Regions from separate parts of the Homo sapiens genome. Here region 1 is linked to region 2. The links are chromatin loops, found by intact Hi-C in ENCODE. Cell type or tissue: heart right ventricle. All regions are shown on one strand. Each heading gives the region's core, and the rest is flanking DNA. Links, peaks and the distances in the headings are about the cores only. Region 1 holds the start of RUNX1-IT1 (RUNX1 intronic transcript 1). Region 2 holds the start of LOC101928126 (a long non-coding RNA gene).

The links. Peaks named below come from ENCODE experiments on the same cell type or tissue, not always from the same donor. Only the 100,000 strongest peaks of a DNase experiment are listed, where the experiment ranks them.
Region 1: it touches region 2 in a loop (20-fold over the local background); 2 of 110 quality-filtered maps call a loop at or near these places.

What each region holds. Positions count from the first base shown.
Region 1 is chr21:35,030,998-35,047,448 of GRCh38, forward strand. All of the region lies in intron 2 of RUNX1 (RUNX family transcription factor 1), which reads right to left. RUNX1-IT1 (RUNX1 intronic transcript 1) reads right to left here and starts at 8,429. Exons shown (of 1, transcript NR_026812.1): 1 at 6,928-8,429. RefSeq lists enhancers at 13,582-13,681, 14,682-14,941, 16,263-16,322 and a silencer at 15,232-15,281. In heart right ventricle, for the core only: no CTCF peak of the experiment used is centred there; no DNase peak of the experiment used is centred there; H3K27me3 peaks cover 1,304 bases.
Region 2 is chr21:33,966,340-33,982,790 of GRCh38, forward strand. LOC101928126 (a long non-coding RNA gene) reads left to right here and starts at 10,043. Exons shown (of 2, transcript NR_134561.1): 1 at 10,043-10,212; 2 at 10,389-11,352. It overlaps LINC00649 (long intergenic non-protein coding RNA 649), which reads left to right. Exons shown (of 3, transcript NR_038883.2): 3 at 2,898-4,847. LOC124905013 (a long non-coding RNA gene) reads right to left here and starts at 2,125. Exons shown (of 2, transcript XR_007067847.1): 1 at 1,894-2,125; 2 at 762-1,011. RefSeq lists enhancers at 5,341-6,030, 9,540-10,739, 9,811-10,340 and a silencer at 5,429-5,723. In heart right ventricle, for the core only: no CTCF peak of the experiment used is centred there; DNase peaks (open chromatin) are centred at 9,662 and 10,122; H3K4me3 peaks cover 442 bases; H3K27ac peaks cover 1,721 bases.

The DNA.
Region 1 (16,451 bases), core at 6,585-14,584, 1.1 Mb after region 2:
CAAATTAAAACCACAGTGAGCTATCACCTCACACCTGGTAGGAAAGCTTTTATCAAAAAGTTAAGAGATGGCCGGGTGCGGTGGCTCACGCCTGTAATCCCAGCACTTTGGGTGGCCATGGCAGGCAGATCACCTGAGGTCAGGAGTTCGAGACCAGCCTGACCAACATGGAGAGACCCTGTCTCTACTAAAAATACAAAATTAGCTGGGCATGGTGGCGCACACCTGTAATCCCAGCTACTCGGGAGGCTGAGGCAAGAGAATTGCTTGAACCTAAGAGGCAGACGTTGCGGTGAGCCGAGATCGTGCCACTGCACTCCAGCCTGGGCAACAAGAACGAAACTCCGTCTCAAAAAAATAGAAAAATCAAGAGATAACAAGTATTGGTGAGGTTGTGGAGAAAGGGAGCTCTTGCACACTCTTGGTGGGAAGCCATTATGGAAAACTGTATGGAGGTTCCCCCCAAAATTAAAAATAGACTACCCTATGATCCAGAAATCTTATTTCTTGATTTTTTGGTATATATCCAAAGGAAATGAAGTCAGTATGTCGAAGAGATATCTGCACTGTCATGTTCATAGTGGTACTATTCATAATAACCAAGATAAAGAATCAGCCTAAGTGTCCATCGACAGATGAATGAATAAAGAAACTGTGATGAATATATACACAATGGAGTACTATTAAGCCTTAAAAAAGATAGAAACCCTGTCATTTGCAGCAACATGGATGAACTTGGAGTACATTACACTAAATAAAATAAGGCAGGCATAGAAGAACAAACACTGCATCATCTTATGTATATGTGGAATCCTAAAAAGTTAAATCTAAAAAGACTGTACATTAAAGGTACCTACCATTGTTATCTGTCTATGGAAATATTTTTTAAAAAGAAGTTATTTATTTTGGTGGAGGATCCACTAAGGAACATTCCTGAATGGAACAAAGAATGAACCTCAACACAGATGGAATCTGTCTTAGATGTGGATGTGGCTATGGGCACAGATGGGTGCTTCTAAGTGACTGCAGGCCAAGCCTGGCTGAGAAGCATTTGGGTACAGAGGGGCTTTTGGGGAATGATCAGGGGTGATCAGGAGCACCAGCTCCTACAGATTGTTTGACACATGCCACAAGCCTTGAAATGGAAAAGGAACACACATATGTCATATCACCTCTCAACATTTCACTGAAGGAGATTTTCCCCTAAATAGAAAGATATGGAGAAAGAGTACTGAGAATAATGGGCTGGATAAGTGGGACAATCCTTGCCCTTACTGACCTTCCTGAAGTGTCGCTGAAATAGGTGGACTTAGAACTGAATGGAATCTACTCTAAGTTATTTAGCAAACCTCTTCTGTTATCCCACTAGTTACCTTTTTTGAAGAGGAAAAATAAGAGTTGAGTTTTTCCATTAAGAAAGTCTATTTAAGCTGATAAAGTGGAAAAGAGGGCATCCTTTCTGTTCTTTGATTGATGTCCTGTAAATAACCCAATGGGAAACGGACCAGACTTTATGATCAGTCCCGTGACTATGAATCCTCTTGGTCATAGACATTTGTTTTCTACACAGGTATTCAATTTAAAGCCTGAGCCAATCAGCTCATGGGCAGTAAGATGTCCCTTGACTGTGGTGTTTCTCACATGCTTCTCCTTGCACACTTGTCCAGCTTCCCACAAGGGACACCTACATGACTTCCAGCCTGGCACCTCTGGACAGAATTGGAACCACCTCCATGTTGCCTGCTCCTCTCTGCTCTAATATTCCCACATACAGCTTCTTACCCTTAGCTGATCACAGGAATTAAGGGGAACCAAGTTTGGGTGGAAATCCCAGTTACTTACTTCCTGCTGTGGTTGTATGTGAGAGGAGATCAGTGTGGCCTCTTCTGCTTACATCCACTGATGTTTTTACACTTAAGCCATAAGCACAGGACTGGTGAAGCTCCCTCCATCCATTGGTCCATCTATCTGTCTATCCATCCATCTATCCATCCATCCCTCTATCATTCATCCATCCATCTATCCATTCATTCAACTATCTATCCATCTACCTGCCTATCCATCCATTCATTTCCATTCATCCTTCTATCTATCCATCAATTTGTCCATCTGTCCATCTGCTGGCTCATTCATTCATTCATTCAACTATCTGTCCATCCATGCATTTGCCTATTCATCTATCCATCCAACATTTCTTGAGTGCCCAAATTCTGCCAGTTTCTGTTTTTGGAGAGGTAAGTGACATATGAGCCATCTCTCAAATTGCTCAGAGTCTCTGAAAGAACACACTCATAAACAGAAAAGCTGGAATTATGTTTTGGTAAGAGCAAATAAACCAGAGCAAGAAGAAGAATGTGATCCTTTGCACGAGCTACCAATGAGCATCCTAGAAGACATGGTCATCAGAGTGTCAGCCTGGAAGTATTACTGCTTCAGGGAGCAAACGCAGATGGAGTGTGTCCATCCATGTCTGTGATGGGGATGTGGGATTCCTGTTCTCTGTCCCTCTAACACCTCATGCAGACACATGTCCCAACTCTCATAACCTGTGCAATGACTTCTCTTGCTGAACAACAGCCCTGTCAGGTGCCTTTAATGACTACTACCAGAAATTTCGGGAGAAATTCAAGTTGTTCAAATAAGCATGGAGAAGTGACCTCCCAGAGAGGATTTGAAAATAACACATAGAAAAATGAAACTAAATATGCATTGGGATTTCTGAAACTTTTGACTAAATGTATTATCTATAGGTCCTTGAAATCTATCATTATCTTGTCTTTTAGGTTACTTTCCTCCTAGATTTTTAAAGTCTTCAAAGAAATACTGATGATCCCCACTAGGAAAAGAGAAGGAAAATGAGTTATTCAAAATCAGGCACTGGGAGGACTCAGAATTACAGCATTATTATTACTTCCAATAATTTTAAAAGAGTTAAGGGCTCTTTGATTACCAAATCATTATCCTACTTCCTATGTCATCTATAACTAGACACGAAGATAACTTATTTTAAGTTTATTTCACAGGACAAGAGTACCAAAGTCACACCCTCTCTAGAAGGCCTTCTCTTGAAAAATGCACAGCTTATTCGTCAGGCACCCAGACTTCAAAACCAGACTAGGATTGAGTGCAGCCCTGCCATTTCCCAGCTGTGTGACCTTGGATGAAATATTTGGCCACTCTATAGCCCAGTCATCAATCTGTAAAATTAGGGAGAGTAATTGTCTCCACTGTGTAGATAACAGAGATGGCAAGCCTTTGTTGCGCCAGCAGGCCAGAGTCATGGCTGCCTTTTCTTCTCTGCTCTTCACGTCGGGGACATGGCTGATGGTCTTAATTTCATGCCCTTGCACACTGACTGTCAGTTTTTGTGGACATCTGTAGCCAGCATTAGTAGGCTGGGGTGGGGTAGAGGTCAAATTAGGTGTGTGGGAGGCAAACATGCTAAAGAGGGTCAAACCCGCCACATCATTTTATTTCTTTGTGGGAAGCAGCAACAGTACCTCGGTTCCTAAGGTCTTTCTGGAGCTGTGGTTCTCCAAAAAACATTCCAGATTTTACCCCTCAGGGGTCATCTGGCAATGTCTGGAGATACATTTGGTTGTGGCAACATGAGGAGGGAAGGGTTGTCACTAGTGTCTAGTGGGTGTGGGCCAGGGATGCTGCTTAGCAGCCTACATACAGCACAGAGGGCAGTCCCCTCAACAGAGAATGATTCGGTTGCAAATGTCAACTGTGGCGAGGTCGGGAAACCCTGTCTGGTGTGAGCAGAGGGCAGATCCTCAGCCTCCATGATGCCTTTCACCTTGACCATGGGAGCTGAGTAATCCCAGCCACTAGCTCTCTCATTTTACCCGAGAGATGTACAGGAGGAAGATCAGGGTACAATGGCACATCAGCCAGGGCTGAGACCCCTACTCAGCCTGAGTCTGTTCCTGTTATACTCCCCACCTCATCCCAAGCATCAGCCGTTTGCTGCCAGGAGTGAACAGATCCAGTGTACAAGGATGCATTAGTGACCACGCGCACTCACTGGGATAACCCACTTGGGGTTCACTTGTTAGATTTGGTTTGGGTAGTGTGTAAGGAAGAAAATGGGAAAGTCCAGTCAAATAGTGTCCAATTTAAAATCAAATCAGGGTGGAAAGGAAAAGTCCATGATGATAGCGACCATGTATCGGGCAGCATATTCTATGTATTTCTGATTCAGTGCTCGCAACAGCTGCATGGGTAATCATCATCGTCACACTGTACAGATGAGGAAAAGGGAGAAACAGAAAGGGTGAGTAGCCTGTTCAAGGTGACTCAGCGGGAAAGGACAGAGCTGGCATTTGAACACAGGCTCTCAGACCCCACAGGCTGCACCTGTAAAACTCTCCTCCCCACACCCTGTCACATCACAGAGAGGCCAGATGGGAGTGGGAAAGCCGAAGAGAATCTGGACTCCAACCGAGTTCTGCCTCCTAGAAGCCGTGTGGCCTGGGCTGCTTTTGTAACCTGGTTTTTGCTTCATTTTATTTTTTATTTTTAGCCAGTGGGAATTAGTAGCTGTGCCTATATCGTGAGGTTTTGATTAAAAGAGACAATGGAGGCAGTGTGCCTCACACCATTGCAAGTGAATGTTATTTGTTCTCATTATTCATAAGCCACAATGAAACGGCATCATCTCATAACTTTAGTGGGTCAGCCAGAATTGTTCACGACAACAGTGCGGAGGACACGGGACAGCACTAAGGGTTCCTCCCTCTCCCTCTCGTTTGACGCGGACTCCAGATTCAGAACCCATGTGGGGCACAGGTGGGGGCTGTCCAGGCTCACTGCAGGTCTCTCTCTGCTTTCTGCTCCTTCAGGTCACGTGGTTGTGATTGAAAAGAGGAATAGAGAGATGTGATGTGGCTGTTTAAAACAACTCCAACTGCTTCCATGTAAATGATGTGTTTGATCCTAAACTGAGAGGGTTAAGGGTTGGAACTCTGGGCCTCCCCAGAGGCTGCTGTGGGTCTGGGGGCCAGGACTCCTCAGGAAGAACCCAAGTTGGGTCTGAAGGTGACAGTGGAGGCCATTATCCCTGAGGGAAGACAGAAGAGGGAGCAGGGAGCAGGTGGGCCACCGAGCCCTGGCGTGTGTGCAGAAAGTGCTAAATAAGCCGGAAGAAGCACAGCAAATCACAAGGATGCCCAGAATATAATCTCTAGTTTATAGCATGAAATTTTTACTTTCCTGTTAATTGTACATTCTGTATAAGAAAAGCAGGTTCCTTTCCTAAGGAGCTTTATGATTTTATTATATTATTATTGTTTATTGTGGAGAATAATTAGCTTGCACATCTTTTAATTTGTCCCATTAAGATGTTTGCAGAGCAGCCGTGAGAGGCTGGCCAGCCCCCTGCATTTCCATTGATCAGGGCACTCACATGGCTGGCTGTGAGCAGGCTTTGCGGGGAGAAAGTCATTTATGATTGCATCCTTCAGCATGCCGAACCCCTCCAGAAAGGGAAGGAACTTTCTGTGACTCTGAAGTAGTCTGTTGTAGAATAACCAGAGGAGAAATGCCTTTTATACAATAAAGGTGAAGGGGGAAAAGAAGGGGAAAAAAACCCCAACTTCTTGACAAAAGGAATTATCATGATGTCAGAGGACTGGTGACATGGACTTTGTGAAATGACAAATGCCTCTGCAGAAAGGCCATTCTCAAAGGCCAACCAGTAGGCGTGTGCATCTCAACTCTTGTTATGCCACTGACACTTAGTGGTATGAGGTCCTGTTTACATGAGTGACTGAGGCCACTGCTTGCTATCACAGCTGAAACAACTGCTTCTGGCTACGATTTTTATTTTAGCCTCAGGAATAAGTGGATGAGAAGTGTTTGGGGCAAGCTTCACGGAAAACCCTGGCTAGGGTCAGTCAGGGTTGGGGTGGTCCACCCCTGAAGGAGGGACTCAGGTGGCAGGCCCCTGATTGCTGGGTACATCACTCTGTGGTTTCTTCTGTACATGTGTTCCATGGCCTGGACTGGGACAGGGCAAGAGATATACCTGGGACACAAAATTCAAGGTGGTGCGCTCTCAAGCCCATGTAAATGCAAGGTCAGCCTTGTACAACAATGGGAGCAAGTGTCGCCTTAAGTTTGTCACAGGAAGTGCCTCATTTATGTCACCCTGATATCACCTTCGATGGATTCTCAGATTGATAAATGAAAACAACTGGTCGGTCAGGAAGAAGGCATAGCAGTGGTTTCTCCCCACCCCAGCATGTCACCATCGTCTTGGGAACAAGTTTGAGCACCCCTGGCTTAAAGGCGTGTTTCTTGTGGGCTGTCTGGGAACTGCCTGAACATCTCTCTCAGTTCTGATGGGAGAAACACGTGGGCAGGAGAGGTCTGGATACCAGTGGTGGGGCCATAAAGCCACCAAATGCATCCAGAGTCAGAAAAGCAGTCCAGGATGGTGGCCAGTGCCCCAGCTTGGTGCCACCCCACAGCGTCGCCTCCTGTCCATGGGGCCTTGGCAAGCCTTTCGCTCTGTAAGGCTAAACTCCCTCATGTGCCAAACAGATATTCTCAACACCGACCTGTCCCCTCCACGGGCAGACAGACAGTGGGCTCTGCTGCAGGAACTGCCTCTGTTTGGACCGCACCTCCACCTTTCCCAGCAGCCTAACCACAAGCAGGTCACGTAACCTTGGCAGGCCATGCTTCCCCTTCACTCAGTGGGATTAATAATGAGAGCACCTACTCACAGGGTTGTGCCAAAATTTTAATACAGTAAGGCAAGAAAATGCTTGGAACGGTGCAAGTGCCTTGCGCATAGCATATGCTCAATAAATGCTAGCTGTTATTACTATCGGTTTTAAAGTTCATAAACTCAGCCTTCTGCCAAAGAGCACCAAGATCACTTCTGCACTGCTACATGATGAGAGAGGCAGACATTTCTTTTTTTTTTTTTATCTTCATACATGCCCAGTTCCTGGAACAGCTTCGGGGCCACGTTCTTGAGGTTGGCGGAGATGGCTTTCCTGTCCCTAGCCTCCCTTTGGTGGCATTTTCAGAGTTACCTTGTACTTATTGACTTCCTCTGCGTGTCCATTGCTTTATACATATTGTCTCAAATCCTCTTGACAACCATACAAAGTAGGGCTCATTCCCCTTGTTTACAGATGAGAAACTTGGGGCTCCGTGAGGTTCGATAAATGGCTCAAGTTCACACAGGTGGTGGATGATGGTGACAGGGAGAAACCAATACCTCGATTCTAAAGCCCACAGGCTTCCTGCTCCCCGATCCCACCCCTGAGCTTGGGCCTATCTTCCTCCTGGCCTCCCTATCAAAGGCAACTCGTAGAAGAAGCCCCTGGTGATAAAGAAAACACGATTCCTCCTGGAGCTGAGTGGAGTTTACACTTCAACATGGACTGAAGCCTCCAGGGAAAGAAATAAAGGTCTGTAGAGAGAAGCTACGTCCTGGTGAGCAGAGACATGACAGCAGCAGTTTCTGCTACACCTAGAGAAAGCTTCCTTGAATTCAGTACATCCTGGGGAGAAGTCCCAATGGATTCCCTAAGCATGGGAATTTTGAATGCTGGCCTCTCTCTCTCTCTCTCTCTCTCTCTCTCTCTCTCTCTCTCTGTGTGTGTGTGTGTGTGTGTGTGTGTGTGTGTGAGATAGAGAGAGAGAGAGAGAGAGACCTTTATTTCTCCTGAGAGGCCACTTCTGAGCTTTGAATCAGGAGTGATGTGAGCATATATATCCCTAATGGGAATTATAGTTTGGGTTCCAATTTTTATACAAAGATCTCCCACTTCCCAGGGCTCCTTCCAGAGCTGAAGCCTGGCAGCCTTGGCCGAGGCCATCTCTGAACCCTCTGCATGGATGTGCACATTGGCTGTTGTGGTGGTTCAAATTTTGCCCTAGACCCTCATCAAAACCAACCTGGTTAATTGTAACATTGCCTAAGGAGCCAGGTGGGCAGGCACATGGTGGGTGCTTAACCAAGGTGGTGCTGGATTTTGGGGAAGAGAGAACATCCAAATGACAGCAGGGGCCGGTTACTCCTATGGCAACTGCATTTCTAACACAGCCTAAGGACGTTCTTAAGGACTCAGGGATTCATATACATTGCCCTGCCTAATGAGTTCACAAGGTGAAGGGATTTAACCTGCAAAGGATTGTGGTATCTGAGCAATGCAAAGGGGAATTGAGGAGGATTAGGAGAAGTGTCTGCTAGTTATGTGCATGCTTGAATGGAATCCACCTCATAAATTCAGTGTCTGCAAAACTGTGGGTGACAGGAGCTGAGAAGACCTGGTTTCTCGTTCGGACTCTGGCACCAACCAGCTATGGAACCCTGGGCAAGTGAACCTCTCTGGTGCCCTAAGGTAGAGAAATGTCTAAAAATCACTCCAGCCAAATATTCGGCTCTTCCTTTCTAGCAGTTTAAAAATATTTATAATTATAGATTTTAAAAAATAAAGTTATATAATTTTTAGATGCCAACTGAAACTATACAGAACTATATATATACATAACTCTATATAACTCTATGACACAGCACATAAAACTTACAAAGCATCATATAGAACAATGTCTCATAGTTCATATGTCTCAGGGTTCACTTATTTTTTAAACAGATTTATTCACATCTGTAATACAATTATTTCTTTGTTTTGAATACAACCTGGAGGGAAGCATATGGGAGACACAGCCTTTATTTAAAAAAATGAAGTAATGATATGGAATGATTGACAGTTGGATAGAATTTTCATTGTCGGCACTTCTACTTCTTTATATGACCCTGCACCTTTCACAGTGCTAATATTTGTTTAAGGTTGCTTAACGTTGTTCCTCTCCTCTAGAACTTTGGAAGTAAAAGCCATTCTCATCTTTAGAAACAGTAGATTCAATAATAATAAATAATAATAAACTAGAAGCCTGAGTTTCTGTTCCTACCTGTCAGTCAATGCCTAAATAATTTCATTTTCACCCATTCACCCATTCATTACATGAAAGGGGCTGGGATAAGAGAGAACACTCCTGAAGGGGAGGACTACTTTTTCTCCTCCTTTTAGTTCCTACCCACTCTTGCATGGGTTTTATACACATATGTGGTTTCAGATTTTATGAATTCTATACTTTCAAAGTGGGTGAATGTCAAGTTCAGCTGTGACTGTTACCGAGCTGGATGAAGCTGCCCAGATGCAGCCTGCAGATGGTGTGGAATGAGGGGCTCAGTGCACAGAGTTCAAAGTGCAAACAGAAGCTGTGTAAGAAAGTGCAGCAAACTGTGGTTGGTGTTAAAACTGCTCCTGAAAAAAATGGCACTCAAACCAATGTATCTTAGTTGACCTAAACTCTCTTTTGCACATTCTGGGGCAGTAATAAGAAACAAACATTGATAGCTATACATATTATAAAATTTTGCACAGTAAAAGGGGAAGTGCTTCTCTCTTGAGCAATGAGTGCCACTCTGACATTTTTTGTCTCCCTTAAAAAACTCACCTAGGATGGGCCGGGTGCAGTGGCTCATACCTGTAATCCCAGCATTTTGGGAGGCTGAGGCGGGCAGATCACGAGGTCGGGAGATCGAAACCATCCTGGCCAACATGGTGAAAACCTGTCTCTACTAAAAATACAAAAATTAGCCGGGCGTGGTGGCACACACCTGTAATCCCAGCTACTCAGGAGGCTGAGGCAGGAGAATGGCTGAACGTGGGAGGCGGAGATTGCAGTGAGCTGAGATGGGGCCACTGCACTCCAGCCTGGTGACAGAGCTAGTAGACTCCATCCAAAAAAAAAAAAAAAAAAAAAAACCAACAACAAAAACTCACCCACAATGGAATGTGACTATGGAATACCCTGCGGTGTGTTCAGAGCTCTGACTTCTGTTTGCTCTTTTTAACATAACCCCCATCTGGCAAGCTGACTGCTGCAAGATTTTCTGGGTCTTTCTTTAGGATCTACTAACAATGAAAAACATATATATGAAAACCTACACATTTTCAGAAGCACATGAGAGCTGATCAAGACCCACGTACCTCCCAAGGAGAGGAGATGACAGAGGCTGCTCTGTGGTGTTGCTCTCAGGCTATATTTGATTTATTGCTCAAATCTTATTATTTCATTCTCCATTCGAGACTAGCAAAGTTTCTTTTGAGAAGTCACAGTCTCTACGGAGGGTATTCTAACGCCCAGAAGTAAAAGTTGGATGTTGGCAAAGAAAGCAAAGTAGAATCTTTGCAAAATGTTGGAGCTGCATAGTTCTCTCTCCCAATGGACATGTTTCAAGACTGAATACGTTGAGTATTTGATTTAGAATCAATTTAACATGAACTTCGCATTTATGCAAAGCAGCATCAGTCCTGAGATCAGCAGAGCGATTGAGCAAGCCCAACTAGCAAACTGAGATTTCTATTTGTGATGACCTTTCCCATTTGAGGCCCCAAAAATGTCTTGGGGAACTCATTGTTTAAAAAGAAGTCCATCAAAAAATGGACACATATGGACCATGGCATGGGAGGGCAGTGCTGCATACAAAATCAACAATTCTCTAAATGAACACCGATCTTGCAGAAAAACAAAATGAAAGCAAAACAAAAAGAAATTTCTAATTTCAAGAGAAAAACTGAATAACAACTTTCTTTTCATTCATCCTTTCTTTCTTCTTTTTCTTTCTTTCTTTTTTTTTTTTTTTTTAACGAAGCAATGACTTTCTCAGGGAGAAAGATTTGCATCCATGCTGAGGAAATAGACAGGGCCAGTAATCACACAGCAACAATCATCTGTAACTTGCAGAAATTCAATGTATGAATAAGTGTTTAAAGCCTAGATAGAGGGCAATTATCTGGTTATCTGTTTTTCATATTTCTATCAGAGATAAAAACCTCTTTAGGGAAATTTATGAAGGGCCATTTGAAAGAAGGTTTCCCTCTTTTGTAGAAAAGAATTCTCTTAAAAATTAAAACAAATTTGGGAGGCTGGGGGATTTTTGAGAGTTTAAAAGAGTGAGGAAGATGGGGGGCGGGAAGCAACTATTTCCAGCTGCGAGAAACCGATCAACCTCACAGCAAGGTGTGGTGGCTCTGATGCAAGCAACATTCCCATAGATACAGGGCTGTCTGGTTTTCTATTGCTCATTCTAACTTGAGGAGACGCTCAAGTGTGATTTGGGGCTTTGACACTGAAAATAGGTGTGAACTTGGATCCATTTAACCTAGCCCCTTCCCCCACCTCATCCCTTCTCCTGTCCAGTTTGCTTTCAATGGGTCAACAATAAATATTCACCCTTGGCATCCATCTGCAACTTCCAAGAGGGAATGAAGGAAGAACATAAAGTTTCTCTGCATTTGTTTCCAAAGCCCAGCTGGCACAGAAAACAAATGATACAAGATATGACTGGGAAGGCACACAGCCTGTCTTTGTCACCAGGTCTGGCAGATGTGGCTCTGGGTTCACGAGACATCTGCTCCCAGCTACCTTCCTCTCTGCTTCCCTCCACTCTCCAGGCTGGAAAGTGACAACTCCATTGTCCTCAGTTCCCTCCAGCCAGAGGCCTGTGACCTAGTTGTGGCCTAAGCAATATGTCAGCGAAAGTTTGCAGAGAAGGGCTTCCCTTCCTGAATAAAAATACCAGGACCCACAAGAAGGGGTTGAGGCCTCCCATGTCCTTTCTGCCTGGACAGATCAGAGGTGCAGGCCATCTCTCCCTGGCCTCAGCATGGTGGGACCAAAACATAGGAGTGTCCTGCACCCCACCGTATCAGCCTGGACTGCTCACTCTGGAACTCCTGCCCGTCTGCTCAAGCCACTGTGGTCAGCTTTTCTCTACGTGCAGCCAAACATAATTTTCATGGGTAAACCTGAGCAAGGGCCTTACTCTTTCTGTCACTGCAATAAAATACATAATTTCCGTCATGTTTCGGATTTAGTGTTTATTCCTCCACCTTGGCTCCTTTCTGGCATCATTACTCAGTGTTATTGCAAGATGAGGGAGGGAGAGAAAGAGAGAGATTCAGAGAGCCAAGAGAGTATAACACGTGTCTCCCCAACAAAGAGTGAAGCCTGCGCAAGTGAGAGCAGTGTGTCTGAGCTTATCCTCCCAGCATGTTGAAGGTGACAGGAGGTTTTGAGCCCTGTTTTGTGTTCAAGAGCCAGCCTGTGTTCTCGTAAAGTACTCCCTGATTGTGTTCACGGTCAGCAAAGATCTCAAAGGAAATGCTCCCTTTTTACCACTCCAGGACATCCTAGTTATTATATTTTATGAGAGGGAAGAGGTCAAGAAAGACATACCTCTTTGCCTTGGCTGGAGGCTCAGCAAAAAGGCTAAAGAAGGGGACTGGTGGCATCTGATGGGGAGGAGCAGGGGAGGCCGAGAAACAAGAGTTGTGGGAAAAGTGCTTTGAACATTTTAATATCTGTTCAGGCACCAGTGTAGCTTCTGAAGATTTCTTGAAAAATGGGAGTTGGAGAAAGCAATTACGAAAATGAGGGAAAATATCTTGCATTTGTGAAATGATGGGAGAACTATTTTCTAAACAGAAAATAAAATATTTTTAAGTGGCTTTGTGTTATTAAGCTAAGAAGATTTGTGATGTGTTTTATGGTACCTCTTTCTGATGCATGTAAAGACTTCCAACAGGAACTTGGTAATTTAGATGCAAGCTTGTCTAGAATATTATTAGCCCATTTTGCAGAACTCAAATGAGACACAAAGACATCTATTGACTCATCTAGGTCACTAGGAAGTTACCTGAGAAACTGAAAATTTGCTTGAGTTTCCTGTGTGGGCCTCCTCTGCTGCCTCCAACAAGACAAGCCATCAAAGCTACCTTCATGTCTGGGCTTTGACAAAGTACATGATTACAAATGTTCCCAAGGAGCAGGGAAAATGGGAGTCTCTCAGAGGCCCAGAGAACCTGCTCAAAGGTATACAGGCAAAATGGCCTTTTCCTTAAGAAGAGCCTTGGAGAAAATAAAGCTACACCAGCAGTCTCAATGAAAAGAGACATCTCTGTTGTCCTTGTGTGTTCAGATCAAAGACTTAGCATGACATCCTGCCCCAACTAGCCTCCATATTTAAAATCAAAACTTGTTAAGTTGAATTTCATAAAGGGCTCTCGTTCTTTTTCCACAAGGGAAGGAAGGCTGACCTGCTGGTGAAAAGCCCTTAGGGTGGACTGAGTTACCCACTGCTGTCCATGCCCATGTGGGATCCTGCAGCTCTAACTTTGCCCAGGCTGTACTCTCGGCCTAGACCACTCTTCCTTCTTTCCTTTGTTCCCAACTTCCCCTCCCCCAACTCCTGTGTCCCTCTCTCCAGGGAGCCTCCTGTAATGTCCTCCAGGGCATTGTGACCTCTCCCTCCCTAGAGCAGACAGCGGTTGACTGGCTGCCTTCTTAGATAACTGAACATTGATAGCCACCATTCAGATTTATTGCTTACTTTATATGGCTGGGCAAAGCACCTTACACAGATTAATTCGGTCCACACAGCTACCTTAATAACAGGTACTATTGCAATCCTTACTCTGCAGATGAGGAAACTAAGGCTCAAGAGAGAAGTTCTATATGCTATTTGATGAAAGCCAGAAAAAAGAAAAGAAAGAAAAGGCCATCACTGTGTCATCTGAGCACATTCCCTGCACAGACCTCCTGCCATTGCTTTCTCTAATAGCAGGTGCTCTTATGCCTCCAGACTCTTCTCTCTAGGCCTTGGGCTCCTTATTAAAGTCTGTGTGTGCACAGCGGCTGTGCAGCCGTCCTCTGTCCCAGCATCTCACCAGGCTTGATTTCTCAGTAAAGGGCTACATATTTTCTGAGCACATCTTTCGGATCTATTTTGAGAGAATGTAGGAACGTCTCAGCTACTCATTTGCTTTCAAAAGCTCAGAAAGGCTTCTTGCCATTCAGAATCGGGTCAGTTGCTGTTTCCAAAGGTGCTTCTGCTACTGGTTGCTCCATGCCCCTGTACTCGGTGTGTGAGCAGCTGTGGGGCCTCCTACAGCCCCCTAAACCCCACTAATAAAGTCAGTCTGAAGTACAAAGACAATCCTCCCCAAGAAAGCAGAGCCAAGAGGAGGTTTCTTTGGGGCGGCTGCCATTTGCTCTTTTAACACTTAAACATTTCAAAATTACTCGTCATTTTCTACAGTTTCTTAGCGTGCAAAAAGTCTAAATGGCAAAGGCATGATTGTGAGTTTAGATAGTTTTATCACACCTTTTTTTTTTATAGTTTCAAAATGTGTGGGCAGTTTCAGATGTGAAACTCCATCTCACAAAGGAGGAACTACAGTCTGATTCTTTAACATCCAAGAGAGCAGCCAGGATGCCCCATCCCACAGTTTCCTTGTGGGCCAGGGTGGGTCAGATTTGCTAAGACCCACTGTTAGGGACTGCAGTATGTCTCCCTAGAATTAATACATTGAAGTCCTAACCCCAAGGTGCTCATAATTTGACACTATTTGGACATAGGGTTTTAAAATGACGTCATTAGGCTAGCCCCAATACAATGCAATTGGTATCCTTATAAGAAGAGATTAGGATACAGACACACACAGAGGGATAACCATGTGATGAAACAGGGAGAAGGGAGCTGTCTGCAAAACCAAGGAGAGAGGCCTCACCAGAAATCAGCCTTGCCGACACCTTGATCTCACACCTCCAGTCTCCCTCCAGAACTGTGTGAAAATAAATTTCTGTGGCTTAAGCCTGAAGTCTTAAGATCTTAAGTGTTCAGTCAAGCCAGAAGAAGTGTCTTAATAAATATTCTTCTGAAAAGAGCGGCAAGCCGATGCTTAGAGAAGAACATACTTTATACATGCAGCTTTGTACTTGGCAATTCCCTTTGAAAGACTGCTTCAGTGGGGTAAACTTGAACCGCTGAGAAGACAAGCAGGGAGTCGGTCTCGCTGAGATTTTTACCTGTGGTTCTAGGAACGCAGAGGCATGTGAGTGTTCAGGCTTTGCATAGACCACTAAGCCACTTCTAAGAACAAGGCTACCTGAGCCATTTTGCAAAAATATGTACGTGCCGAGGCTTTTCCTCCCCACACCTACCTCAACTCTTTCTGCCGACACACTGCACTTTTCAAGGGAACCCAAGTTTGGGTTCGGCAAGAATTGTACGTTGCACACCGTGTGTGATAATTCCAGGGAATTTCAATCGCATCTTGTCTTCCTTCCTAAGCAAATTCGGTGGGAACCTGGTGTGGTGTGATAGAAAAAGCCCCGAGTTCTCTGTGGTAGACCACATCAATTTCATGTGCCAGTCTCTCAGACTCCGGCTTGCCTCTCTCAAGGAAGGGAACAATGGTTTGCTTGGCTTCACTCCTCTCTTTCCCCCCAATTTCCACATGGGTATCTGGCTAAAAATGAGTTACAGGTTTCCTTCTGTGAGAATTGCATGGACTGATAAAGTACCATCCCAGGAAGAAAACAAAGATGCTGTCTTCCCTTTCGGCTCACAGTTGCCGTTGGGGAGGGAACACACGCTGTAAATTATAGGCAGCCAGAAGTGACCGCATTGACCACTGCGAGTGGCCCAGCTATGGCAACAGGCTGAGAACTCTGGGGGAGAGCCATTTGTTGGCAGGGATGGTGATTCTTCTAGCATCAAGCTCTAAGATGATGACCAAACGGTATCAAAAGAAATGATATTTTGCTACCTCTCCGGCTTGGGTGAATGATGTGGACAGTTAACCTGGACAATTTAAACCTTTATGTTGATGGATCACTTGGATGAAATTAACCAGGAAATTGCCAAGATTTCACTTGGCCCTCTGACATCAAATCTCAATATTATATTACCAAATTAGAGATTCTAAAGAACCCTGAGTTCCTTTCACTGAAAGGAAGGAGTGGAAAAACCTTTCCAGATGATCCCTTTTGAGTCTTGGTGCGAGCTCAGGCCCTCCCTACACTGCCTCCGTGAAAGCTAACCGACCCTTGTTCCTAACCTAGCGCAGGTCAGCTGAGTGTCCATCGGGCACAGGAGCCCTGGGCTTGTCCGGGAGATAGCCAGACTCCTGCTATTTCCTGATGTCTGCATAGCTCAGCGTGTCCCTCACCATCTTTGCCGTTGGCCAGTAAGGAGAGCCCCAGGGGCCAGCACTGCACACTGAAACCCAACCTATTGCTCAATGGAATGCTTAAAAATTTCCTGAATCTGCCTTCCTGAGTTGATAAAATAGGAAACAATACACGTTCTGAGGGGGTACTGAAAGCAGAGTAAAGCCAGGAAGATCTTTTTTTTCTGTTATTCTATACAAATATTGCTTCCTCTGCTTGTTAGCAGCCCAGAGGAAATGCAGCCAGGGAGCCGTTTGCAGCTTTTCACCAGTGGCCGGTGTCTCTGTGTTACCAACCAAACGACGCTGCAAGACTAGTGACTAACGCACGTCTGCATGATTCAACTTCACTAAAATTCCCTCTGCTGCCAGTAAAGAAGCACTTGAAAACTCTTTAATTTG
Region 2 (16,451 bases), core at 5,422-13,421:
GGATGGTTTCATTGGCAAATAAAAGAAACTGAACCCAACCCAGCTTAGGACTTCAGGAAAATTGATTGAATGATTGCTTGATTGCTTCTATGATTGAAAACGCTGCCTCACCTCCAGGCCTCCCTGGCTTGATGCCCAGAGGGGCAAAAGGAGCTTCTCTTTTCTCCCAGCAGTCACATGTCAAATCCTAGATGAGCTCAGGCTGGCCTTACTTGGACACACGCCCCTCCCTTGGGCCTTTGACTTAGCAGGAAGGATGGGGGGCTAATTAGCCAGAACTTGAGGGGGCCAGACACTGTGACTGAACCCCCAGAATCAATACCATCAGCTTTGGGGAGAAGCAGCTCCCAGGAAAAAGAAACAGTAATTGCCTATAATCTTGCTTTTCTTTCCATGCTGACAAGAGACATTTTCCCTGAGACTGACAGAAAGCGCTGTGTTATAAAGAACTAGTCCTTTCTCTTAGCTGTTTTCATAATTCCAGGTGTTTTCTGTTCCAGTCAAAAGACTCGAGAAAAGAAAAATTTCCCAAGAGAGAGGATCAACTTCTTCTTTATTTTGGGAACAGTAGCTAAAATGTGGTCTCTGGACCCAGGCTAACCTAGATTTCAACACTGCATCTCCTGTGGAGTGTAGGAACTTGGGAATTTAGGTCCAGTTGGCCTTCACTTTCCCTGTTTGCAAAACAGAGATAAAATTATACCCCTCTTAGTTTTATGGTAAGGATTAGATAAAATAACACGTATTACCAAATAGCACAGTTCTTGGTAGATTTTCTTTTATTTACTTTCTCCTTCAAATACCCACTGGGTAATTTTTTACCCCTCGAGAAGCCTTGGAAAAGCAGTGATACTGGATGCATTCCCTTATCTTATCACTTGTCACATTCATTATGCTGAAATCATTCATTTAAGTGTGACTCTCTCTTTTATTTTCCATCAGGCGGCAGGTTCCTTGAGATCCAGGGCCATGTGTTATCCGTTTTGATGTCCCCAGTGTCAGACTTAATGCCTGGGAACACAATAGGAATTCAACCAATGTGGAGCTGCTGAACTATTGAACCACCAGATAGAGCTTTTGAGGGTGACCGATCGTTATTGCCTTTAGAAAAGCAAGATTGGTGGGTTACACCCACACAGAGCCAAGTTAGACTATTTTCTGGAATTTGTTTAACCCAGGGTATGTATTTACCTGGACCACAAAGAGAATGTTGATGTGACCAAGTCATCTTATAGGGGAATGGCAAGGAAGGGAAGAGGCAACAGGGAGTTACATGGCTGGGTTGGAATCTTAACTCTCCCGCCTACTTGCTTGTGGAATCTGAAGCAAGTTTTTTCATCTATTTCTACCTCAGTTTTCTGATTTTTAAAATGGTACAATAATACCAACTACATGGGACTATTGGGATAATTAAATGAGACAATGTATTTAAAAAGCCACTGCAGGCCGGGCGTGGTGGCTCATGCCTGTAATCCCAGCACTTTGGGAAGCCGAGCAGTTGGATCACTTGAACTCAGGAGTTCGAGACCAGCCTGGGCAACATGATGAAACCCCATCTCTACAAAAATACAAAAAAATTAGCCGGGCATGGTTGGCATTTGCCTGTAGTCCCAGCTACTCGGGAGACTGAGGTGGGAGAATCGCTTGAACCTGGGAAGCAGAGGTTGCAGTGAGCCAAGATTGCATCACTGAACTCCAGCCTGAGACCCTGTTTCAAAAAAAAAAAAAAAAAAAAAAAAAAAAAAAAAAAAAAAGCCACTGCCTTGAGGCATCAACATACAATATGGAAGAGTCCCTGAGCTGGGGCCACAGGGTTTGCTTGGTAGGCACTGTGTTTGTAGGAGTACAGTCTTAACTGCTGTAACAAAGGGGCTCCAAAGTACAGTGACTTACCAAGAGAGAAGTTGATCTGTTTCCATGTCACAGTCTGGAGGTCAGCAGGTCAGGGCTGCTGGGGTAGCTCCACATCCTTAATACGTGCTTTCCATTTCTGTGTCTAAGGAGATACCCTGGTTCTTCTCCTCTCCTTCCAGCAGTGGAAAGGGGGAAAGGGACTGGGCACAAGGGGTCGATGATACTACCAATTTTTTGAGGGCAAGATCAGGATGTGACCCTCATCACTTCTGCTGGCTTTACCTCGTCACATGACCATGGCTACTGCAAGGGAGACTGGGAAATGTAGTCTTTGGCCAGGCAGCCATGTTGCCAGCTAAAATTTATACTACAGAAGTATAGAAAAACAAAAATTGGGAGACAACCAGCCACCTGCCATAGCCACTTAGGACCTCACGAAAAAAGGCAAGAGTGATAGTTACCTCTCAAAAGGGCTCTTTGCTGGGTTCCCTTGGCAGCAAGTGCATAGTACAAAGTCTAACTCCCCATGAACCAGAAGGGAATTCAGGAAATGATTCAGGCTCCCTGGCTGACTCAAACACTCAGGATCCTGGAGAGAAAAGTAGCCATACACCCATTTGGGGCTTGGGGTTTAGTTTATAATAATAATAATGACTTTGGCACAGAAAACTTCCTGAGGGTTAATGAATGACTGGCTTGGATTAATAGCCCAAATCACTGCTGAAATCTATCAACTCCTTCCAGCTTCATATTAATCTACAGGAAATTCTTTGTATACCGAGCTATTACAGCTTCAATCTCACAAAATAAAAATGAATGGATGTTTCATTAGAACTTGGAAAAAAACTTGATCACCATTGTGGGTGGCCACCATGCTGTTATTATTTTTTTTCCAGGCACATTTCCTGCATTTCCTCCGGTTCTCTTTCTGGCTTCAATTTGCTGCAGTGGCAACAGCAGCAGCTGGCCCTCTAGACTAACATCTCCTTGCTATTTATAATACACTTTGCAATGCTCATTATTTCTTAACTTTGTCTTCCCAGATAGACTGGGAGCTCCATGAGGTCCGAGACAACCTGAAGACGCCCAGCTCAGCAGAGACTGGCTACGGCAATCACTCAGTAACTATTTGTTGAATTGGACATAATAGAAGAGCTGAAGAATTTTAAACAAGTCACCATCAGTGCAGTGGATTCCTCAAAGCAAACCTGGAAATCTCGGCATGAGTTGGATTTAAGGCAGTACATTTTCAGCTCCTGAAAATTTGAACAGTTTCTCAAGAGAACAACTTGAAACAGAAAGGCAAGGATGTAGATGTGGTTGTAGAAGATGATGTCTGCGGCCACCAAACTGTCCACTGTGAAGACAAACCATGCATGTTTAGTAGGCAGTGGCTCCTCTTCCCTGTGGGGAGTCCCACTGCTTCCCTGGCCTGGGTGTTCTCTGCCGGTAGATGTTATTGACAAAATAAGCAAAGTCCTCTGATTCTGAGAATTAGAGTTAATGATAGCTCTAGATTGCCTCTGCCATGCTATTTAAAGTCCTGCTTTATTGTCTGACATGAGTTCGGCATCTATGAGGACTTGTCCAGTGCAAAGTACAATCTCCACTGAAAGATATCACCAGCACATCTTGTCACTGTGCTGTAGCAAGCTGGGCAGTACAATGATGTTGGCAGGATCCTGTTTAGGTGGAGGATGGCCACCTGGGCATCAAGAATCTTCTACCCTGATTCCACATTGACTCCCCAAAGTGGGCTTCAGACAGCTCTTTACTTACGTCTTCTGATTAAAGCAGCAGACAGGGTCCCAGCTAGAGAAAAGTTCTGGGAGCAGGAGAGGTGTTGGTGGCTTTAAAACCAGGGGTGAAGATTGAATTAGGAGGTTAGGCAGGAGTAGGATCAAAGACTTAGAAAATGCTTGTTTCCTCCTATTATTCTTATGAGAGCTGATACGGGGCTTTCAGTTTTGGGGGAGAGCCTTGGAAGAGAATGAGGGAATTTAATCAACTAGCGGGACCTTTCCAACTTACATTTCCCAGTGTTTGTTGGATGATACGTTTGCCTAATAAGTTAAAGCTTCCAAAAATAGAAAGGAAAGCTTGGTGACACTAAGCTCTGGCATGCTGTCATCTTCTGGCTAGGGGTCTTGTGCTTCTGTTTTTCTATTTCTGACCAAAGACATAAAATGTGTTGTGACCTCTCAGGTAATGCTGTGGTATCATGTCCAAGCAGTAACTAACCAGAGTGGAGTTTTTACAGGTAAAAAAGTATTGAATAGCTCAGCAACAGGGAGGACTTAATGATAAATTGCTTTTTCAGAAAATGACAAGGGGACAGACACTTGCGGTTCTTCCATTGAGAGCCTTAAGGAAGTTAAGCGAAGCCTCTGCTCACCCCTTCAAGTAACGATGACCCATCAGATCGTGGTCATAACCAGTAGCATCTGAGGCACCCCTAAGCTCTCTGGGCCCCAGATTCCTTGTTAAGTTAAATGAGGTGACTTCCCAGTTTACCATTCTAGGGGTTCCTGAGGAGTTAAAAATGAAGGAGAAAATGCAACATGTACCAAGTGAGCAAGAGCTCAAGGCTTATCTCTGGCACGAAAGTGACCGCTGTCCGTTAGAGATGTGATTGCCCTAGATTTCCTTTAGGAAATGCAAACATTGAACTCTGGCCTTCAGGACCCAAGTCCCGGCTTGCATCTATTCTATACACTTTCTGTTATTTGTTAGGGCTCACAAGGAACAGTTATTTATCTTTTATTTTCTATTTTTTTTTTAGAGATGGAGTCTCACTCTGTCTCCCAGGCTGGAGTGCAGTGGTGCCATCTCAGCTCACTGCAACCTCCACCTCCCGGGTTCAAGCAATTCTCCTGTCTCAGCCTCCTGAGTAGCTGGGACTACAGGCGTGTGCCATCATGCCCGGCTAATTTTTAGTATTTTTAGTAGAGGCAGGGTTTCACCATATTGGCCAGGCTGGTCTTGAACTCCTGATCTCAAGTGATCTACCCTCCTTGGCCTCCCAAACTGCTGGAATTACAGATGTGAGCGACCACACCTGGCCCATTTGTTTTCTTTCAAACCCTTCTGTAAGACCAGTGCTTTAGGTGAACACGTGGACAGAACAAGATCATCACTATTTTGCAATATGAAGACCAACTGCGCTGTGACCAGAAAAACAGAGGCAAAATGTTGAGCTTAATGATACCTTTTTATAATTTGTATTTGGTGTTTCTCAATTTTCCATTGGATAGTTTGAGAGATAAGTACAAGTCAATGACATGTTCTCTTTCGTACCCTATTGTCTAATCCTGCTAACACACACACACACACACACACACACACTGATTACCTAATTTATCTGTTCCCCGATTATTACACTCTCAATTGCTGCAGAGTCTCAGAAGCAGCATGGTGTAACAGAAAGAATATGAGGCTTAGAATCCAAAAGCCAGAGTGTGAATTCCAGCTCCACTGACTTGCTGCGTGACTTGAAGCAAGTCATTACGTGTCTCTGTTTACTCATTTTATGACTTTCCTATTGCCTCTGTAATATAGCACCACAAACGTGTGGACTTAAAACAACATGCATTTATTCTCTTAGCGTTCTGGAGGTCAGGAGTCTGACATCAATTTCGTTGGGCTAAAATCAAGATGTTGGTAGGACCAAGATCCCCGTGGAGGCTCTGGGAGAACCCATTTCCTTGCCTTTGCCAGCTTCTAATGCTGCATTCCTTGCATTCCTTGATTGTTGACCTCTTCCCCCATCTTCAAAGCCAGCAGAACAGCACCTTGTTTCATTGCCTTCTTTACTGTCAAATCTCCCTCTGCCTTCTTCTTATAAGAACACTTGTGGTTGCATTTAGAAGCTGTGATAATCCAGAATAATATCTTTATCTCAAGATCTTTGACTTGGTCTCTTCTGCAAAGTCTCTTTTGCCACAGAGGGAAATATTCACAGGTCCCAGGGGTCAGGCTGTGTACGTCTTTGGGGGACTTTATTCTGCCTACCACACTCATCTTTTTTTTTTTTTTTTTTGGATGGAGTCTTGCTCTGTCACCCAGGCTGGAGTGCAGTGGCATGATCTCGGCTCACTGCAACTTCTGCCTCCCCAGTTCAAGCAATTCTCCTGCCTCAACCTCCCAAGTAGCTGGAATTACAGGCGCCTGCCACCACGCCCGGCTACTTTTTGTACTTTTAGTAGAGATGGGGTTTCACTATGTTGGCCTGGCTGGTCTTGAACTCCTGACCTCAGGTGATTCCCCCACCTTGGCCTCCCAAAGTGCTGAGATTACAGACGTGAGCCACCATGCCCGGCCCCACACTCATCTATTAAGTAGAGCTAGGAATTCCTATCCTAAGGGACACAAAAATGAAAAAAGATAAAATTTGTGAAGAGGCACATAATGAAAGCCCATACATGTCACTGAGTTCAGAGGAGGGTGGGTCTGACCTCCCATTGGCTGGTCTCTGCCTGATGGACATCGTGAAGAAGAGAGCCAGGACTAGTGTGGCTGGGGGATGTTCAGGGGCCAGAGTGGCTTCAGGTGCCAGCAGCCCTGGCCGAAGGATGACTCCAGGAGCAAGGCTCAGAGCCGAGTGGAAGAAGCTTCATAAACGCAACTGAGCCAAGCATGATGGGATGTGCCTGTGGTTCCAGCTACTCAGGAGGCAGGTGGGAGGATGGCTTGAGTCAGAAGTTCGAGGCTGCAGTGAGCTATGATCACACTACTGTACTCCAGCCTGGGTGACAGAATGACACCCTGTCTCTAAAAAGAAAAGGCACCTGGATGCTCATGACCGAGATGGGGTGGGGTGGGTGGGGTGGGACAGCCGCACTTTATAACTTTGCTTTCAGCATGATGTGGATTAGTGTCTCCCATGTGGGAAAATTATGTTTACCACTTAGAGACCTGATAGTGCTTGCTTACCCCATAACGCTGGACGGTGGCAGGCTTAACTCCCCCATCAAGGGCCTTAATGTATTTGGGGCCCTAGTCCTAGCAACAGCAGCAAATCTCCTTTTTCTTTTCCTCGAGCTGGTTGTTCACCAGGCAGTTGGGATGTTAATGGGAAGAGAAGACACACACAAGTCCCTTGTTTTCAATAAGGCAGTCTGGTCACGTCCTTAGCAGGTTATTAATCTTTTTCAAACCCCTCCTCTCCACCAAGTTTTATGATCCTGGGAAGGAGATTCCTACCTAGCATCCTTAGAGTTATCGGGGGTTAGGATCGGTGCATGCAGTCACTTCCGTGGAATCATCAGTAGCCCTCCAGCCTCTGGGGAGAGCTGCCAGTGGTCAGAGATGTTGGGAATTACGAGGGAGGAGCTAGGGAGAAGGAACTCACAGTCCCTCAGTCTCTGAAGGTGGCTCCTGGCAGGAGAGGGGGCCAGTCCTAGATAAGAGCTCTCCCAGGGAATTCCAAGGGTCCTCCCAAGGTCCAGCCACAAGATGAGGAATTACTGTTGGGCTCTTCCTCAGATGTGCCTGTGAATTCATATCACAGATGCTTGATGCATTTGACAATTGTTTAATTGCTTGAGCCCAACTGATACTCTTTCAGTCACTTTAAGGGAGTGATTTCAAGTATGATCATTGCCTCAAATCTGTATGGCTTTCCTTGCCTTTCAGGTGCTTTAAGAGGGCTTATGTTCTTTGACTCCCCTAGTAACTCAAAAGGGTGGCTAAGATGCAACTCTGGAGGTTTCCAAGCTCTCTGCAAAGCCTGCCTTCAGTAGTCTGTGCACCACAAGAAGCATAACTTTATTATCCTCTAGCTGAATTTACCTCCTGCTTCGAGCCCCTGTTTTCCCATGTCATTTTAGGGGTCCAATGTTTTTCCTGGAGGCATATACACACACACACACACACACACACACACACACACACACACACACACACACACATATATACACACACACATTCCAGGGGCCTCTGAGGTGCCAAGACATGTGTGGGGTCCATCTGGTTCACACTGATGTCCATGATCATTGAGTTCATTTTTTATATCAACTATGTGACACTTCCTATAGTTTCCAGTTCCTGGTTAGAATTTGCAAAGTTGCCGACTATTTCTTTGAATAGAGTAGCTAGATCATGGGTCTACACCAGTCATCAAGCAGCGATTTCCCTGTTGGAAGCTCCAAGCAAATTGTCAGCTCCAGCATTCCACACAGCTGTGGGTGCCACACTCCTTTTCCTTTTAAAAGATGATGATCTGCTAGTGGTGAATGCTCTTGGAGTTTTATTTGTAGGTTTTTCTTGTTGTCGCAAATGTCTATATTTCATCTTCCCTCTTGAGGGATATTTTCCATGGGTAGAGGATCTAGGCTTTTCTTTTGGATTCCATTGTGGCTTTAAAAAAAAGTCAGTTGACTGTTTATTTATGGCTTCTCTAAAGGTGATCTCTTTCTTCCTAAGGCTGCTTTAAAAGTTTCCGTTCCCTCCCTCCCTTCCTCCCACCCCATCCCCCTTCTTCCTTTCCTTCCTCCCTCCCTTCCTCCCTTCTCTTCCTCCCTTTCTCCCTTGTCTTCCTCCTTTTCTCCCATCCTCCCTTCCTCCCTCTTTCCTTCTTTTTTCCCTTCCTCCCGCCCTCCTTCCTTCTTCCATCATTATATATTAAAATATTTTCTTTCTTTCTTTTTTTTTTTTGAGATGGAGTTTCGCTCTTGTTGCCCAGGCTGGAGTGCAACGGTGTGATCTTGGCTTACTGCAACCTCCACCTCCCTGGTTCAAGCGATTCACCTGCCTCAGCCTCCCTAGTAGCTGGGATTACAGGTGCCCGCCACCACACCCAGCTAATTTTTGTAATTGTAGTAGAGATGGGGTTTCACCATGTGGGCCAGGCTGGTCTTGAACTCCTGAACTCAGGTAATCCACCCGCCTTGTCCTCCCAAAGTGCTGGAATTACAGGCATGAGCCACCACTCCCAGCCTATTAAAATATTTTCTTCTGGGCCTTCCCTCCTTTTACTTCTTTTGATACCGCCATCAAATGCATGTTAGGTTGACTCACTGTGTACTCTATTACCCTCTCATCTGGTTTTTAATCTTTCTGTCTCCTTATACTGTAATCTCAGTGTTTCTTCTGCTTTAATTTTGGTATATGAATTATTCAGCTGTGTTCAAAGTGTGGTTAAAGCGACTTATATGCTCTTTAATTTTTAGTTATTGTACTTTTCACCTCTAGAAGTTCTTCTGTGACACTTCTTATAGTTTCCAGTTCCTGGTTAGAATTTGCAAACTTGTTGACTATTTCTTTGAAAAGAGTAGCTAGAATTGTTTTAGTCTGTGTATAGTGAGTTGAATATCTGAAACCTCTGTGAGTCTGTTTCTTTTGTCTGCTAGCCCTACTCATGGCGTCATGTTTTCCTGGATGTTTAGTTGGTTGTCTTTGAATATGTCCAACTCCAGTTATTTCTGGGAATACCCAAAGGCACACCTGTTCACTATCACCCAGTGAACTGCCATGTGTTTGTCTCCTGTCATGGTAACATTTGCATTCAGGGAGAGGCCTCTGCTCTCTGCAGAACAGTGTGAAATCACCTCATTTTTGCCTTCAATGAAGGTTGTCTCTTGCTGGTCACCACCACTTCCTCAAATGACTAATGCCACTCTTGCTCACAGTGCTAAGGCGCTAAGGAGTTTTCAGAGGGCTAGAGTGATTCTGCATCCTCTGGGGTTCTCAGGAAACGAGGCCACAGGGCCATCTGTGCATGAGTGACAGTGGGGTGGGGTGGATGAGCAGTGGCAGTGGTGGGCACCTATGCTGCTGGCGCCACAGCTTTTTATATCTTGGTGAAAACAACGCCTTGCGTTTTCACTTGTAGATTCTCCGGCTACATTCCACAAGAACAAATTCTGGTCACAGAGGCCAGAGTAGACTATCAGTGTAATGGCCCTTCCCCTTTGATGATAGCAGCTTTTTTCGGGGGAGCAGGGGTGGCCAAACTTCCTAGCCTTATTTTATCTTCCTTTCTAGTTCTCCCCAGAGGCTGCTGGGTCCACCTCTCCCTCTGCCAGACAGACAGGCTCAGACATGCAAGAACGGAAGGGGGTGTGGGGGTTGGTGGGAGGATTAAGTTGGGGAAAGCCAGTCTTGTCTTTGTAGATTACCAGAACTGACACACGTACACACACGTACACTCACTCACTCACTCACTCATCTATTCATCTATTTTTGGCCTAAGTGCCTTTGGACACTTCTTCGGAAAAGCACATGAACTCTTCGGAGTCTCCTGTTCCACTTGGTAAATTTCCTATAGCCACGCACTGAAAGTCCCTGCTGCCCTCCTTCCTCTGAGCTTGTGGGGCCCACAGATCCCCTGCTCCACTTCCTGCTTCATTTCAGCTGATGGTGAGTCCAGGGCAGGCTTGTAGGAAGGGCGGGCTAGGCGTGGGGAACTGCAGCACCCACCCCACCCCCCGCCCCAGTGCTTGTTGCCCCAGCCTCTGTCTCCCTCGCTGTGCCCTTCCCTTAAGCCCCACTCTTGGCCTCCCCAAAGACAGAGTTTGTTCTGTTTTTATTGATAGGATGACACTCCCTCGTTCTAATACCATCTGAATGCCTGAGCAATTACATCTTACAACCTCATGAAAAACACAGCAGCTTGTCACGATGAATGATGTTACCGTGAATAATGCAGTTTTGAGTTCAAACTCCTTCTTATTCCAAGAATGAGTAAATATCCCTATTCCCTCCCCTCCCCATTGCATTTGGGTTTGACATGACATGAATCATTGTGGTTTTACTCCTGGGTAGAATTGTTTTTCTGTATTGCATTGCCAATTGATGGAAGGACAAAAAAAGGAAACTTACCAATGAGCAGTTTCAGATGAACTTAAATTCTCAGAAATCTTGAAGAATGAATGAACTATAACTTTCTGAAGTTGCAAAAATGTTCAAGTCGGAAGTGACCCATGGGAAGCAACCTGGTCCTTAATTAGGACTGGAAAGAAAACGGAGGCCCAGCGAGGGAACAGTGGCTTCCCCAAGGTCACACTGCAAGTGAGTGGTGGCACTAGTCACCCAGGAGTCCTCCTGACTCCATGGTATCCTGACCCCAGACCAGCAGCCTTATTTGTGGTTAAAGAACGTGGAAAAACAGCTTATGTTTGAATTTTAAAATCATGCCAGTACTAAAGATCTGCATTCCATGAATATTGAGCTTTGCTGTGTGCGGGTTGCTACGAATTTTGTAACTATTTTCTCTAAGAGCTCTCAGTATTTTACATATACAATTCCATTCTTTATTGTCCAGGGAAAAAGTTGCATTTACTGAGCAGTAAGAGGGTGATTTGAAGTCCCTGGGGTCCCCCACCCTTGTCTTTCTATGTGAGATTGTATTGCAGGGCTCACATTTATTCTCTCAGCAGCTCATTGCACAGACAGTGTATTTATTGAGCACCTACTGTGTGCCAGGAGCTATGTGGTAAGCTAAGCAGACAAAAACTCCTGCTCTCACAAGAAGAAAGAATAAACAAGCAGACAATTGCACCTATAATGTCAGCCTGGTGTGATGGCTCACTCCTGGAATCCTAGCACTTTGGGAGGTGACGATGGGAGGATTGCTTTAACTCGGGAGTTCAAGATAAGCCTGGGCAACCAAGACCCTGTCTCTACAAAAAAATCAAAAAATTAGCTGGGGGTGATGGCATGAGTCTCTGGTCCCTCGGGACCAGAGGCCTCGGGAGGCTGAGGCGGGTTTATCACTTGAGCCTGGGAGGTTGAGGCTGCAGTGAGCTGTGATCACACCACTGCACTCCAGCCTGGGCCACAGAGCGAGACCCTGTCTCTAAATAAACAAACAACCTAATGTCAAGTTAGGAAGTGTGGCAAAAAGGAACAAAGTCAGGGTGACTGCCATTCTAGAAAGGGTGGTGAGGGAAGGTCTCCTTGAGCAGATCCTGTGGGAGTGGAAGGGTAAGTCACGAGACTCTCTGGAGGAAGAAGATTCCAGGTGGAAATGCCTTAGTGGGTGTTAAACGCTTTAACGGGTGTTAGCCAGAAAGCCAGAATGGCTGGAGCTGAGGGAGTAGAGGAGGCGGCATAGAAAATGAGGTCAGAGATGGAGGCAGGGCCGGATCACAGAGGGGCACAGAGAACGAGGAGGGAATTGGATTTTTGGAAAAGATTGTGGCAAAATACAAAATATAAAATACAAAAATAAAATATAAACCATAAAATGTACTACCTTTACCATTTTAAGTATGCAGTTCAGTAGTGTTAAATACATTTACATCATTGTTCAACCCGTCTCCAGAACTCTCTGCATCTTGCAAAATTAAAACTCTATGCCATTTCAACAGTTCGCATTTCCTCTTCCCTCTCGTTCATGGCAACCGCCATTTTTCTTTCTGTCTCTGTAAATGTTAGTACTTGGGGTATCTCATCTAAGTGGAATCACACAGTGTGTGTCCTTTTGTGACAGACTTATTTCACTTTGCATAATGTCCTTAATATTCATCCATGTTGTAGCATGTGTCAGATTTTCCTTCCTTCTTAACATTGTGTAATATTCCATTGTACGCATAGACTACATTTAGCTTATCTGTTCACCTGTGGATGGACACTTGGGTTGCTATAGTGAATAATATTGCTGTAAATATGGGTATACGATTATCTCTTTGTGACCCTGCTTTTAATTGTTTTGGATATATACCCAGAAATGGAATTACTGAATCATGTGGAGATTCTGTTTTTGATTTATTTATTTATTTTTAATTTTTGAGATGGAGTCTCGTTCTGTCACCCAGGCTGGAGTGCAGTGACACGATCTCTGCTCACTGCAACCTCTGCCTCCTTGCACCATTAATTCTGAAAATGCAGGCCTGGATCCAACCGCCTTTGGGGACGGGTACCTGCCCACAGGAAGAGGTTGAGGAGACAATAATGTCACGAGAATCATCATCTTTGACTGGGAAATGGTGTGCAGAGTTTCTGGTGCCTTCTGAAGTGATTGTCGCATCTCAGCCTCCCTAGTAGCTGGGATTACAGGCATTTGCCACCAAGCCCGGCTAATTTTTGTATTTTTAGTAGAGACGGGGTTTCATCATGTTGGCCAGGCTGGTCTCAAACTCCTGACCTCAGGTGATCCACCTGCCTCAGCCTCCCAAAGTGCTGGGATTATAGGTGTGAGCCATGCACCTGGCCTGATTGGTTATTTAAATTCTGAGATGGGGTATACTAATGTTTGAAAACCACAGGGATGGGATAGGTATAGGTGGGGAGGGAGAGCAAAAGTGGTATTTAGAATATGTTACGTTTGAAAAACCTAATACACATTCTACATCCAAGTGGACATAGATGGAGTTATTTGAAGCTCAGAAGACACCTGAGTTGGAGACAGGAATTTGTGGATCATCTGATATATTTAGCATTTATAGCCACAGGGCTGCTGCCTGACTTTTTTTCCCCCTAGACAGTTTCGCTCTTGTTGCCCAGGCACGACCTTGACTCACTGCAACCTCTGCCTCCCGGGTTCAAGCGATTCTCTTGCCTCAGCCCCCCGAGTAGCTGGGATTACAGGTGTCCACCATCACGCCCGGCTAATTTTAGTGCTTTTAATAGAGATGGGTTTCACCATGTTGGCCAGGTTGGTCTCAAACTCCTGACCTCAGGTGATCCACCTGCCTTGGCCTCCCAAAGTGCTGGCCAGGCATGAGCCACTGCACCTGGCCACCACTGCCTGTTTTTGTACCGCTTGGCAAGCTAAGAATGGTTTTCACATTTTTGTTTCTTTTTTTTTTGGAGACGGAGTCTCACTCTGTCACCCAGGCTGGAGTGCAGTGGCACAATCTCAGCTCACTACAAGCTCCGCCTCCCGGGTTCACGCCATTCTCCTGCCTCAGCCTCCCGAGTAGCTGGGACTACAGTTGCCTGCCACCACGCCCAGCTAATTTTTTGTATTTTTAGTAGAGACGGGGTTTCACTGTGGTCTGGATCTCCTGAACTCGTGATCCGCCTGCCTCGGCCTCCCAAAGTGCTGGGATTACAGGCATGAGCCACCGTGACCGGCCACTGCTGCCTGTTTTTGTACTGCTTGGCAAGCTAAGAATGGTTTTCACATATTTGAATATTTGAAAAAAATTTTTCAAGAATACCATTTTGTGGCACACGAAAATTATATGAAATTCAAGTTTCAATGTCCACAAATAAAGTTTTATAGGAACATAGCATGCTCACTCATTTAGGTATTGTTACGGCTGCTTCCACACTACAGCAGCAGGGTTCAGAGGTCATGGCAGAGACCACGTGGCCCACAAAGGTGAATGTACTTCCCTTTGTAGAAGCTGTTTGCCAAACTCTTGGCTAGCAGAGTGAGTCATGAGAGAAGAGAGAAGTGCATGGACTGAGGTCTGTCCAGGGCCTGTCAAGAGCCAGTAACCGTTGCTGTGCGTCAAGGATGCCAAGATGGTGCCTGCTCCATGAGCAACAAAGCCCAGGGGCCCAGCAAGCCAAGGCTGCTTGCCTCTTCCCCTGGGGCCAGCTGTGCATCTTGTGGATGGCTGAAGTTGAGCAACCCATAACAGGCTCCTGACCCACTGTGAGATGGTGGCATGTGAAAGGACCAGCATCCAACAGTCTTGCCCTTACTATATTAGTAATTTCCTGGGGCTACAGGAGCTATTTACTACAAACTGAGTGACTTAAAACAATGGAAATGGATTCTCTCGCAGTTCTAGAGGGTATTATTCTTTCAATCAATCAAGGTGACAGCAGGGCCATGCTCCCAAAGACAGCTCTAGGAAAAGCTCCTGGTTTCTAGCGGCTGCCTGCACTCCTTGGCATTCCTTGGCTTACAGCTGCATCATTCCAGTCTCTGCTTCGGTCACCACGTGCCTTCATCCCTGGGTCGCTTCCATGTCTCTATGTCCAAATGTCGCTCTTCTTATAAGGATGTTAGTCATTGGATCAGGGCCCACCCTAATCTGGTATGACTTCATATTAATGTGATTGCATTGATAAAGACGCTGTTTCCAAATAAAGCCATCGTCACACGTATGGGGACTAGGACTTCAACATATCTTTTTGAGGGACAAAATTCTACTCACTATACTTCCACACACATGCAGATTTCACGTGGTTGAATCTAAGAGTATTTGGGTTCTTGCGATAAAAGGATATGGCCCGGTGACTAATCCTGGGGAAAGAAATAAAAAGAGAAAAAAACCTCTAGTATTGGTGTTAAGACCCTGAGTTTTACTTCATTTCCTCACCACTCCCTGCTGCCTGCAGGCAGGCCAGCTGCCTCCCTAGGGGCAGAATTGGAGAAAGAATACGTCTCTCTGATGTAACTACTGCGCTCAGGCAACCCACTGTGGAGCTTCACAGTGGTTCTCTGCCAAAGATTCTGAGGTTTTTAGCCTGAGATGATAGGTCAAAACCAGGGAGGTGCTCATGGGGGAAAGCAGCACTGGACAGAGTCTAGATGCTGCTTCCCTCAGGCTGTGATGACCTTCAACTGGCCCTCATCCCCAAGAACCTCAGCTTCTTCCTCTGTATTAAGGAAATAACCATAGCCCCGTCCGTCTGTCACAATGTAGAAGCGGGGATGAGAAGTGAAAAGTGAGGTCTTGCAAAGGTCTCGCAAGTCCTCTGCAAAGCTAAGGGGTATTACTGGACAGCGACTTGGATGAGGATGGCCAGACATTGTCCTCCTTCAGGACCAGCTTCTCAGAGCAGAGTCTCCAAACATAATGTCGCTTCCAGATGACGCAAATCTGATATCAGAGAATGACTAAAAGCTTGAAACTTTGCTTTTAATCTGTTGTGGATCAAGTTTCTTTTCAAATAAATCAAAGTCTGTGAACTTAGGAAGGAGGAAAATTGCTGGATATCTTTTTTGGCGGAGGGATGGGGGGCCCTCTGCCAATTTAACCATTTCAAAGTGTCCAATTCCATGGTTTTAAGTATACTCTAGTTCCAGAATTTGCTCATCATCCCAAATAGAATATCTATACTCATTAGCAGCCTCTCCCTGGCTCTTCACCCTTCTCCCGTTCCTGGCTACCATGAATCTGTGTCTGTCTGTATAGATTTGCCTATTTTGGATCTCTTCTCTTCTGTTCTCTTCTCTTTTTAAAGATGGAGTGTCTCACTGTGTCACCCAGGCTGGAGTGCAGTGGCGTGATCTCGGCTCACTGCAACCTCCACCTCCTGGGTTCAAGTGATTCTCCTGCCTCAGCCTCCTGAATAGCAGGGATTACAGGTGCCTGCCACCATGTGCGACTAATTTTTATTTTCTATTTTTTTTTTTTTTTAGTAGAGACAGGGTTTCACCATGTTGCCCAGGCTGGTCTCAAACTCCTGGCCTCAAGTGATCCGCCCGCCTCAGCTTCCCAAAGTTTTGGGATTACAGGCGTGAGCCATCACTCCTGGCCCTATTTTGGCTATTTCATATAGTGGAGTCATACAACATGTGGCCTTTTGTGTCTGGCTTCTTTCTGTCAGCATAATGCTCTCGGGTTCACCCACGTTGTAGCATGTATCAGTATTTCATTTCTTCTTACGGCTGAATAGTGTTCAGTTGTGTGGGTTTGCCATATTTTGTTTATTCATTTATTGATGAACATTTGGGTTGTTTCCATCTTCTG